2 separate regions of the Mus musculus genome follow, and region 2 is linked to region 1. Evidence: chromatin loops called from intact Hi-C (ENCODE). Cell type or tissue: heart. All regions are shown on one strand. Each heading gives the region's core, and the rest is flanking DNA. Links, peaks and the distances in the headings are about the cores only.

The links. Peaks named below come from ENCODE experiments on the same cell type or tissue, not always from the same donor. Only the 100,000 strongest peaks of a DNase experiment are listed, where the experiment ranks them.
Region 2: a loop joins it to region 1, with 7 times the contacts of the local background. A loop is called at or near these places in 7 of 42 quality-filtered maps.

Annotation. Positions count from the first base shown.
Region 1 is chr5:91,197,399-91,203,418 of GRCm38, reverse strand. No RefSeq gene overlaps it. Among named protein-coding and RNA genes, the nearest start is that of Gm23092, 18 kb to the left of the region's middle. In heart, for the core only: no CTCF peak of the experiment used is centred there; no DNase peak of the experiment used is centred there; H3K27ac peaks cover 281 bases.
Region 2 is chr5:90,974,365-90,980,384 of GRCm38, reverse strand. Mthfd2l (methylenetetrahydrofolate dehydrogenase (NADP+ dependent) 2-like) reads right to left here. Exons shown (of 8, transcript NM_026788.1): 6 at 5,970-6,020. Among named protein-coding and RNA genes, the nearest start is that of Gm52819, 37 kb to the left of the region's middle. In heart, for the core only: a CTCF peak has its summit at 2,944 (motif pointing left); a DNase peak (open chromatin) is centred at 2,924.

The DNA.
Region 1 (6,020 bases), core at 1,459-3,958:
AGATCTTACATGAGTCTTCATTGGTATTTTTACCATAAGAATTCATTCACTTCCTGACTGACTGCCACATGTGGCTATTTCTAACCTAGCAAGTGCATAAGCTGGCTTTAAATCTCTCTATTAGCCAGACACGGTGGAGCACAACCTCAGCAGAGGCAGAAGCAGGCAAATCTCCATGAGTTGGAGGTTATTGTGGAATACACAGTAAATTCCAGGATATCCAGAGCTCAAAAATTGAATGAATGAATAAATGAACATGTCCCTACTTATTTCTCTTTTCTGTTATTCTAATCTTAAAGAAAGGCAAGAGAAACCCAGAACTTCACCTTAATAAGTTCTTTCTTAAGGTCTGCTTCCAGGAACTCTCTAGACTATATACTGCTACCGTCACAAAGTGGAGCTTTCCACCTATGGCTCTCTCCGCTTCTTGATTTCAGTGTGGATGATACCTTGTAAATGTCTATGTTAATTCAAAATAGTGACTTGACTCATAAACCGAATCCTCAAGAAAGCCAGTGGCTGCTTTTATGTTCCCATTTCCACCCCCATTAATGGGCTGAGAGAGTGGTTCAGATGCTGGTTTCTCTTACTTCTCCAGTGTTTTCTACTCAGCGTGCTCTCTCTGCAACCCTCTTCCTTTCTCCTCCGTCATCCACACACATCCACATCACGTGACTTCAGCATCATTCAACACTCTGCCACCCACAGTGTTTCAACATGGGATTCCTCTCTCTGTCTGTAATCCTCTCTTCTCCCACCTCTTCCAGTTCCTGATACCTATAGTGGTTGCTCCTTAGCCTCATCAAAGCTTCCAGCCACCTGCCTCCTCTTTAGCTGGAATTCCAGCACTCCTTTTCTGGAAGCAATAAGCTCTGTACAGCCAAGAGTTCCCATACACCAGTCGTGCGTGCCGATCTTACAAGAGTCGGAGTGAGGACTGTGAGCCATAAAACACAATCACACTGCTCAATCAATGACCCTGCTGCTGCTGAGTATTCCTTTGATTCATCTGTCTTTTTTATTAATTAAATATTTCACCCTATATCTCAACACACTCACGCTGAACACAGGGGCTTTCCAATCGTTTCCTAGTATAAATAATTCAGATAAAGCAGTAGATGTTGTTCTAGGAAAGATTTTCTTTTTTACGTATTAAATTTTATGTAAAGCATCTTTGTCGCCAAGACAATAATCTGACTAAACACTGATGCAGCACATGCCAGGGAAAGATTACTGGTCATATTGGTCTCATATTTACCAAGTTCTATGAACAAAATCCCTTATGTAAGTTAGGGTCAGATTCACCTCATATTTACCACATGGTAGGATCAAAACCCTGTATACACTATTAGCTTAGGCCTTTTCACAAGTCAGTTAAAAGTACACCATTACCTTTTCCACTCTATAAGAACAGATCCAGGGTAGGCTCCTAAGATATCATAATTTGAGACCACACTTTTAATAATACATTTAGAATCTAATGTTGTTCATGTCATATTTAGAATATAATCAAATATGGTAGTTTATATGCTACTTTATGTAACATACAATTTTTAAAACCTAATACTGAAAAATGAACAATAATATCAGACTAGTATCTCTTGGCCCCAAACCAGCTGAGAGCCAGTGGAGTGGTTCAGTGGATAAAGGCACTTACCATGCAAAGCTGGATACCAGAATTCAATCTCAGAATTCCAGGGTGAAAGCACAGAAGGAAAAATTATCCCCTTTCCCAGTCCCCCCACCCACATAAATCCCCTATCTCATCCTCTTGCTTCTATGAGGGTGCTCCCCCATCGACCCACCCACTCTCAACTCACTACCTCACCACCCTGGCATTCCCCTACACTGGGGCATCAAGCCTTCACAGGACCAAGGACCTCTCCTCCCATTGAGGCCAAATAAGGCCATCCTCTGCTACATATGTAGCTGGAACCATGGGTCCCTCCATGTGTAGTTTTTGATTGGTGATTTAGTCCCTGGGAGCTCTGGGGGGTATGGTTGGTTGATATTGTTGCTCCTCCTATGGGGATGAAAACCCCTCCAGCTTCTTTGGTCCTTTCCATAGCTCCTCTATTAGGGTTCTCGTGCTCAGTGCAATGGTTGGTTGCGAGCATTCCCCTCTGTATTTGTCAGGCTCTGGCAGAGCTTCTTAGGAGACAGCTATATTGGACTCCTGTCAGTCACCAAGCACTTCTTGTCATTTTCAATAGTGCCTGGGTTTGGTGTCTATATATGGGGTGGATCCCCGGGTGGGGCAGTCTCTGGATATTTGTTTACCATATGCATATATTGTATGGAAGTGGAGGACAGAGAGGAGCTAGTTCTCTCTTATCATGAAGGTCTCTGTGATAGCACTCAGGTTATTAGACTTGGCTTCAAGTAGAGTTATGCACTGTACCATCTTGCTGGCCCAAGTATATGATTTTTACATATGTACTTATGTATATATTTATACACGAAATCCAATCCATGGAACTATCAATTTTAGCTTGTAATTTTATTTATTTAACTCAAATCAAGTTTGTTTGTTTGTTTGTTTGTTTTTCACCAAAGTGGTAGTGACTTTGGTGTTTGCAAGTCGTCCTCTTTTTATTGTTCAGCGTTCTGAGTTGCTGGTTTTGTTGTCTGGTGAAGTTCCTTGTTTGGTTTGACTGTTTAGCAGTTGTCTGGCTTAGGCGAGCCAAAGAAGGCCCTTGAGTTTCATTTCTCTCACATGCAAAGGGAAGATAACACTGCAATCCATGCCAGCTCCAGAGGGCAGGAGAAGGGTCAAGCAAGATAAGGAGTATGAAAGCGCTTCCCAGACCTCAAAGCACAGTGAGAGATTAGTCACCCACCACCTGACAGTTCACGTGAAGGAAATACTGCCCTCCCCAAGGGACAAAGGTGTAAAACTCAGAACTGCAGTAATGTTCAAAAGCCTCTGTAAAACAAACATGAAACTTTGAAATATTTCTAGTTTTTATTTTAATTGGCCAATCAAGAAAGAGGACTTTGCTCTTTCCAGTTTTAACCTTGGTAGACTAGAATTGATTCAATAGTTAAAGAAGGCTCACGAAAGAAAGAAAGAAAGAAAGAAAGAAAGAAAGAAAGAAAGAAAGAAAGAAAGGAAGCTAGCTCAAGGCCCATGATATACTATTCATTGACAGTCTTTTTATCTAAAATGCAGTTATAACAGTAGCATCCAGAAAATGTTTTCCTTTGCCTATAAAAGAGTATGTTCTTTTGTGGTTGCTAAGTGACATAACATTTTAGCAATAGTTAGATGCCTCTTAACAAAGGTTTGCTTTCTTAAGGGTGGTTTTCACTGTTCTTGTTAAGCAATAGGAGCTATCTGCCCTGCTAAGGGTTGAGGTGTTGTCTAAGACACAGAAGAAGAACACAATCATAGCAAATAAAAACCAAGAAGCAAGAGGCATGGAATAGTCTGCGTAGAATGCATTGTATTATTTAGTTCCAGCCACAGAACTTAGTATTCAACTTGAAACAATCAACTATCTAGCAAAAACAAAGCAAAGCAAACAGAAAACAAAACTGGGCACTCTGACAAGAAAAAGAAAAAAAAGAAAAGAAAAAGAAAATACCAGACAAATACTGTTTATACAAATAGAAAAGTGAATTCAGCCTTAAAGTTACAATAGTTTGACAATTATCCACATCAGAGTGGTTCTATTCTGAGTAAAGGCTATCCCTTATGTAATGTTGATTAAGAATTCAAGTAAAAAGGGCCCCGTGTAATCACATGTAGTCACGTATTCTAAAGCTATGTTACAGTAAGAATTGGAGTTTACCTCTCTAAGTAACATCATCATCATCTCTGTCACAGGGATGTGACAGAGTATCTGGCTCTGCTTGCAGGAATCAAACAAAACACGCATGCAAGTAACATTAAATTTGTGTATATTACATATATGCATACATCAATTAATGCAGAAATAGGCCCTAAAATTGAAAGAGAGCAAGGAAGTTATACAGGAAGATTTGCAGTGAGGAAAGAAAAGGGAGACGTATTATAATTGTGCTATACTCTCAAAAGCTAAGGAGTTACATCAAACAAAAGCTCTCTCATTCACCAGAGATCAGAATCCTCTGTTCAAGAAAGAAACCTAGATACTAACAAAGTCAGGAGCGTTTAAAATAGCCTCAGTTTTTATTAACATAAACTCCAAAAGGTAAGCATTAAAGGTTGCGAAAATGGCTAGAAGTACTGAGCGTTATAGACGTTTAAGTTGTTTGACATGGGGTTGTCTATTTAATTATATTTTATCATCTTCCTCCTTTGTCTATTCCCTTTAGCCGCTCATATGTCCTCTTCTGCATGAAAACGCTTCTAGCCGTGTGGACACAGGGGCCGATTTAAGAACGGGGGCTCCAGCCTGGTCAGAAAGACTGAGTTACTCTTGTGATGTTCATAGAGCTCTGCTTCCTTCTGTTGAATTCAGAGAGCTTTAGAGAGTGGAGCCAACGGGATAGCCTCGGTGATGATGCTTTAGTTTAATAGGTTACTGCTAGAAACAGAAAAGATTTCCCATGCTTTCTTGTTCCTCTGCCTGCTATGCTTCTCCTGGTCAAAAGATGGCAGTGTGCTAGAGTGTGGGCTCTCTAGGTCTGAACTGCACAGATCGAGTGGGTGGCTGTGATGCCGATTATGAATGTTGGCTTTGCGAACACCTTAGATGTCAGAACGGTGGAGGGTGCAGCCTGGCTCACCAAGAGAAATCTGCAAGTCTTTTGGCTTCTTAACTTTCCTTTGCTCAGGAGCTCCAGACAGTGTACGATCAGCTACATACCTCAGACACAAAGAAACACATTAATTGTTTCACACCAGAAATAAAAATGCAGCTGGCTTTCGAAGAATCCCAAATACAATCCACAGCCTGTTCTTAAGTAGAGACCATTGCCTTTCCTCACTGACATGTGGGAAGATGTTCACTGAAGTTTTTGTTTTCGGTTTTTTTTTTTTTAAATGAATACTTATAACGAAGAAGCTTGTTTTCATCACAGATTTCTTGTAGGGGTAAGCATATATGTTGGTGTCTGAGTGAATGTGTGAATTTGTGTGCCAGTACGTGCATTTGAGGGTGCACACGAGCCCATGTTTTTATGGAAGCCAGAGGTCAGCCTCATGTGTTTGTGCTCAGGAACCACCTATCTTGTTTTCTGAGATAGGATGTCTCACTGGGACCTGACACTTACTGATTTAGGCTGGGATGGTTGACAACTGGGCTCCACGGAGCTGTCCGAATCTGCCTCCTAAATACTGGACTTACAAGCAAACTACTACGTCTTGCTTTTCACGTGGGTTATTGGAATGAAACCCATAACTTCCATCTTTGTGGTAGCAAACACTTTATCAAGTAAGCCTTCTCCCCAACACTTTTCCCAAATTTTCTTTTAAAATATTCTAAAAAAGGCATCCATAAGAAATGGGAGGCTTTGACATATGCACACAGCAGCAGGTAAGACATCTTTTTCTGGCTGTAGATCCTTTCCTCGTGGAGCTGAAGTTCTTAGTTACCAGACACCAAACTGAGGTGCCAAGCACTGCATGGAGATCACACCTCCTTCCAGAAAAAGTCTCAGATATCTACCCAGTCCTTTGGCCTATCCTCCTCTAAGACTTTCTACTGCTGGTCTTCAAGGGGATCTCTCTGCTGAAAGAATCCTATCGATGTCTGTATTAATCACAACCCGGAAGGTGTACTCTCTTGACCTCTCCTTGAGCCACTCATGTATGGAGTTCCTCTCCCACATCTGTCATTGCCATTTGCCAGAATCTTCAGGGTGAGAACATCCTTCAAGCTCAAGGTTGGGGAGACCAACTCATAACAACAGTAACAATGCTTCAGACAGATGAGTATGGAAGGCAAACCAGTTGGTTGTGACTGCCATACACAGCAGAGTAATGGGTTCATCTTTCTTAGTTCATGGCTAAGAGCCTGGCTGTGGTAGATAAGTGAAGATGTTTGAGCCTACGTTTTAAACCCTCCCTCTCTTTGTGTATGTGTATATGTGTG
Region 2 (6,020 bases), core at 1,634-4,133, 220 kb after region 1:
AAGAGTCACCATTTACTCAGTTGTTTCTCCTCCTTCCCTCACCTTGAACTCTGCAGGTGCAAGCCCTGAGTCACAGCACTGATGCAATGCCATATTCACCCATCGTAACGCGGCATAGCCCCAAACAAGGAATTAAGAAGAATCCATGGCTGGGTGGGCTTGGAGAAGACTGTCTTCCCCTACAAAGACATCCTCATCTTCTAGAAGAGAAGCTTGAACCAAGGTAGGCCCCTGGCTTCTGAAGAGCTCATCACTGGGTTGCCTCCTGCTGACAGCAAGATTCTCCATCAGGCTGAAGAATCACAGTGATGAACAAATCATACCTGGCTGCTGAGGTCCCAGTACAGAGGAAGTCGCTTCAGGAATGTTCTATGGTGATTCTCAGTACTTCCTGTGTCATACCCCAAACGCTTCTTTACAGTTCTGGTCTTCTTTTCATTTATTTTGGTTTTTTTTTTTTTTTTTTTTTTTTTTTACCACAGCATTTTTGTTAGTTCTTCAATTTAATTTTTTATACATATAAATATATTCACAAATATTTTAAATTATTATATATAATAAAAATATGTTTTTGTTACAATAAATCCTGATGGAAATGGAACGCGGTGGGGGGTTGGGGGAAGGAGCTCTAGATACTGCTGATTTGAATATGAAGAGGTACAGTGGATTTTAGGGAGATGCTGTGATTTGTCTAATAAGCAGTAGAGTTAGAATTTAAGTATTTACCCCTTCCCAGAGCCTGTGCACATCCCTCTATACTAGTAAAGGTAACTGACAAATTTGAGATAAAGGAGGGGAGGAATTCTAAATGGAGAGGCACAGTCTAGTTAAAAAGGAGAAACTGGAAAATGAGAAACAGGGTATGGGAAGAAGGATGCTTTAGTGTGGCCACATTACAGTGGTGGTGGTGTTCTAAACTGCTGTGGCTCTGTGTGAACTCACTAGACTCCCAGGGTGCAGAAGCTGGAGACGGTGAGCAGACCGTAGCTCTGTCCTGCCCCTTGGGATTTCGGTGTCCAGGTATTTTTAAAATCACTAACCCTACTCCAAGGAGTGAGAAATACAGCAGAGAATAGAGTCTGAGATCCTAGGATGAGGATGGACGGTAATGTACCCAAGAATTGATGCGATGGGAGAAGTGCACACAGGAAGTGGGTGGCTCACCTTGTGGTAGCCAGGCAGATGACTCTTCCACGTCTGCACTGACCTGCCATTCTCCTTACTTTATATTATGTTGTCTTTCATGAAAAGTGTTGCCATAGAGGTGCTGAGGTCAGACTGAGGAGGTCATCACCCTGCGGGAGAGGGTGGCCTAGGGGACAAGGTGCCATCTTCAGCACTGCCAACACCTGAACCTACAAGTGGACACACCAGTGACTCAGCACTCCTCTGAGTTTACTCAAATGGGTGGAGAGACTTCGGGAAGTTCCAAAAAATAAATTGCTGTCCTATCTGAATAATAATTCTAAGGAGTTTTACAAACTTACTCTACCCTTCAGTTTCCTTCTAGAGCCACATAGAAGAGGGCCCAAGGACCTCTTCTATTCAGCAGATGCTGTGTGTGTTGTGCATCGGACGCTGTGTGTGCCATGTCAGGGGATACACGTTTATGTGCCCTAGTAGAGAGAACAGGTTAACCTCGGTGTCATCCCTCAGGGACTGTTTCCTTTCTGACACAAGGTCTTTTGTTATCCCACAGCTCACCCAACAGTCTAGGCTGGGTGGACAGTGGGCACCCAGGGACCTGCCTACCTTCTTTCCCAGCAGTGTGATTACAAGCACAGTCGATCATGCCTGGACATTTCCTGCATGGGTTCTGTGTAGCAAACCCAGATCTCTGTGTTTATAAGGCAAATCCTTTACTGAATGAACTCTCTTCATAGTTCTGTGCCCAATGTGATTCTAAGTATGTATCTATCAAGCTTTAAAAGACGAGAAGGAGAAGAAGAAAGGACAGTAATCAGGCCTACTCCTGCCATAGGAGAATGAAGATGGCAGACAACTACAAATAGGTTCAGAATGGTAGCTTCCCATAGACTTGAAGTTTAGTTTATCAGGATCTGATTTTCTAATTTGAGATTCTGACTAATTCCAAATATCAGTCTGGGAGCATATATTCAAGAGTTAAGTAACATACAGTTCGACCTCTCGGGTGAATACTACGGGAAACTGGAAGGCTGAGGTCAGTGTTAACGTAAGCTAATATTACTCATGCCTCGGGGTCACCACACAGTGATTTCTTCTTTTACTCATCTTCTGCAATCCCATTTCCAGAATTCATCACCAAATTCTCCACAGTCATCTATAGAAGGTTATCAGTCTTTCTGACACATAGCACACTCACCTGCCCCCCACACACATACACACTCTAGATGCAACTGTTTCCATATATGCTGATATTCTAGTTGTGACGCTGACCCAGCCCTCACTGCTCTAGCTACCTCTGCCATTAGGTCACTCTGTACCTATTTGATTCCCACTCCTAAATGTATTCGTTGGTTTCTCACACAGGATGCATGCTGTGGCCGTTCTAGTAATACTTTGTTGCTATTGTGTAGTTATATAGGCCCTTTTATAGTATAGATTCCTGGTTTCTGTCATTACCGCAGTTACTAATATCTCTATGTTTTATCCTTAAATTCTCCTCGTGACTATTAGCGAATGAAGTGGAAATGTAGCAATCATTTTTATTTGTCTCTCATAAAGTCTAAATGTTCTTCCCAGACAATTTCCCCTGACTAAGTACTTATTTCTTCGGGATGATCTCGGGGCCTGCATGGGAGGTAGTCCTGCAGCACTCAGAAAGCGTAATGTGCTTTCTGAAAAGAAATGGGAACAAGGAGTATGAATTGTTCTCTGTCTCTTCCCTCAAAATGTCTTTTTGCCATGGTGGCCTGTGGCCAAATTACTACTTCATAAAATAGAACTGGAGCCCTCTGGTGGTGAGAGGATCCTCCCAGGGAGATGGGCTGTAGGAGGAGCTAATCAAAAAGGCCTGAGCACAGGCCTTTTACCATGTTGGCCGCTCTGGGCTAATTATGGATAAGCTCAATTCTTCCTTTTCTAGACTTCTTTGTTTGCCTCTCCTTGCTTCTGTAACACCTTAGGCTGGATTCTGACCTCAGACTTTAAACAGAAGCCCACAGGAGAAGTTTGAGGATGCTGACCATGTCAGGTATAATGAACGACTTGTCACATATGTGTTGATTCAGTCACAAGAGACTGTCAGTGGATCTCACAAGAGGACTTGCTGCTTGTCATGATGACAAGACAAAACACAAGCTTGAATACCCGCTGAGAAAGTTTTCTCCACTAGGAAAAAAATCCATTCAATATTATGGTTGATAAACACAAACGTTGAGAAACATGGCTCACTGTTTACAAGTTATTAGCATTAAACACACTTTCAAAATATAAATTGTTGTGTATTACCAGTAACACGCAATGAAGCAGGAGAATGATCGAAGCTATCACTCAAGCGTTGGATATAATTATGACTATAAATAAGAAATAAACACTATATATACCAAGTAAGGAAAAAAACTACCTTGGATCCATTAAATGAAATCATAATAGCTTTTCTCTTTGCTTCTGCTCTTGGCTCTATAGTGACAGTTCTTGACATTCTGATGGAGGCTTTAAATGGGTGAGCTTGTCTACTGTTCTTTTCTCCATCCCTGGCTCACACCAAAGTCCACACCTTTGAGATCACAAATAAGGTATCTTATTTGTGTAAGTATTTCTTACGCTATCTTTCATAACAACGTACTACTATACAAACATAACCAAACAGTATATGCAATAAAATCCCAATATCTCCAGCTTGGACCATACCATGTACAGCCAGCAATCCCCCACCCCATGACTTTGTGGTTTGTTCTCTCTCTCTCTCTCTCTCTCTCTCTCTCTCTCTCTCTCTCTCTCTCTCCCTCCCTCCCTCCCTCCCTCCCTCTCCCTCCCCCCTCCTTGGAATGTTGTTCTCTGAGATGTGCTTCCTTGAATATTCTTTCACTGTACCTAGGGCACAGAATCCCAGACCATCATATGAAGAAGAGTTATAAAGGAACGTTATACTGTACTTTGCAAACTGTGTTTGGGGTCACTGAGAGCCCGGGGCGTGAGAGATGGGAGAATGCACGTGCATGCCCATGCCTGAGGGGGGCACATGGAGGGCACAGCCCTACTACAGCACAGTGAGAGTGAAGAACATCACCAGCAAAGACACCAGTAGAAAGTAGCAGGAGGGAAGGAGGCGGAAGAGAGAAGAAACAACACACCCAGGGCTTTCTCTCCCTTCCCTTCAGATTTCCTGTGGTACCAAACCTTGGCAGAAGCCAGTGGATAAAATATACAAGCCAGGCTGTCCACAGGACATAAAGACCAAAACAAGACAAGGCAGAGTGGATCTGGTAGGCAGATGAATGGCCAGGAATGAGACTCTACTCAATGGCCACTTCTTGGAAATTATTATCAGTGATTGATATCTAAAATGGTGTCGCATCGGTATTCTCTTCCTTCACTAAACCTCAGTGTGGCACTTCTCTTTATCTGACATGATTTTCGATTGATTGAGTGTTTGTGTGCTTTTTCCCACAAATGTTTTAACTTCTTCAATGATTGGGCTTCATCATGTTATTAAGTATCATAATCCTTACAATTTGTAACATCTTCTGTTGTGCAGTAAGAGTTCAATGATTATTAAGTGAGCAAATCCAATCTTCCCTCTGCTACCTGAAATTGTTCATGTTTGATTAAATCAGAAACATGCTGTAGACTCTCAATATTTCTAAGCAAATTAGTCACACATATGAGCTCTTTACTCTAGCCTTTTCTAGGATCTAAAATATCATTCTGGTCACTTTACTTACTCTATTAATTTAAACAGATCAATTTAAACATGTTATAATAAACACATACATATTATTTTGACATATTTCTTTCTTTGTTAAACTACAAAAGAACTTAATCTCAAAACTGAAAGAAAATAATGATATTTAGTGAGCACAACTCAATACACCGTGCTCTGTGCATGAGCATTCTTTAAAAGGTGGGTTACACAGAAGGAATGGAATACATTCTACACACAATGTAGTATTGTGCTTGTACACCATGATACTTGGTCTGTTAAATATTTTAACAAAGTTAAAAGAGAACACGAAATACTTATGCCTTTCAAAATACAGCAAGAATTAATTCTTAAAATTAGCAAAGATTTCTCTAAAATGCTTTTTTGTTTGCTTGCTTGTTTGTTTGGTTGATTGATTTGTTTGCTTGTTTGTTTGTTTGTTTGTTTAATTTCTTCTCCTAAGAACTTCAGTAACACGGAATTGACCAGCTGAAGAGCTAGTGGCTTTATGTGGCTCCATTTATAATAAAGTCAGGGTTGGCTCTATTTTTTTTCCTTATTCTTAAGAAAATACAACTTTTGATTCTTCTTTCTATACATTCTTTCATACAAAGCAGAAACCCTCATTTTGTTACACCAAACTGTAGACACCATCTTTTGTGTAAATACTCTGACTCTCGTGCCAGATGTAGTCACTGGGACATGCTCTAGTTGACTCTGAAAGCTGTGTCTCACACTTGGGTGTTGTCAGAGTTGCATGGTAGTTATATGTTTCTCCCTTCAACAGTCTGCTTTCACCAGCACAATTTTAAAGAGCAAATTCAGTGTCTTTCTCTTCCCCTACACCACAAGATATTACCAACTGGCACCAATCTGTTTGTACAAATGTTGCTCAGTCATGTTTGTCAAAGTGGCTGGCAAAGTGCACACAGTGGTGTGACAGATGCTGACACAGGTACAATGGGCCAATATGATGACTGTGCAGAGACAACCTTCAGTTCACAGGAGTCAGTCATACGTTTACCTATGTGTGTCTCTTATATGTTCTTTAAATGCATCAAAAATTAGGGCAGGAATGACTCTGCCATGTCACCCCACCAGATAACCATCAATGCGGACTTACCCGCAGCCACTATGATGATGTCTGCTAGTTGAGTGTGGGCCTTCAGTTGTT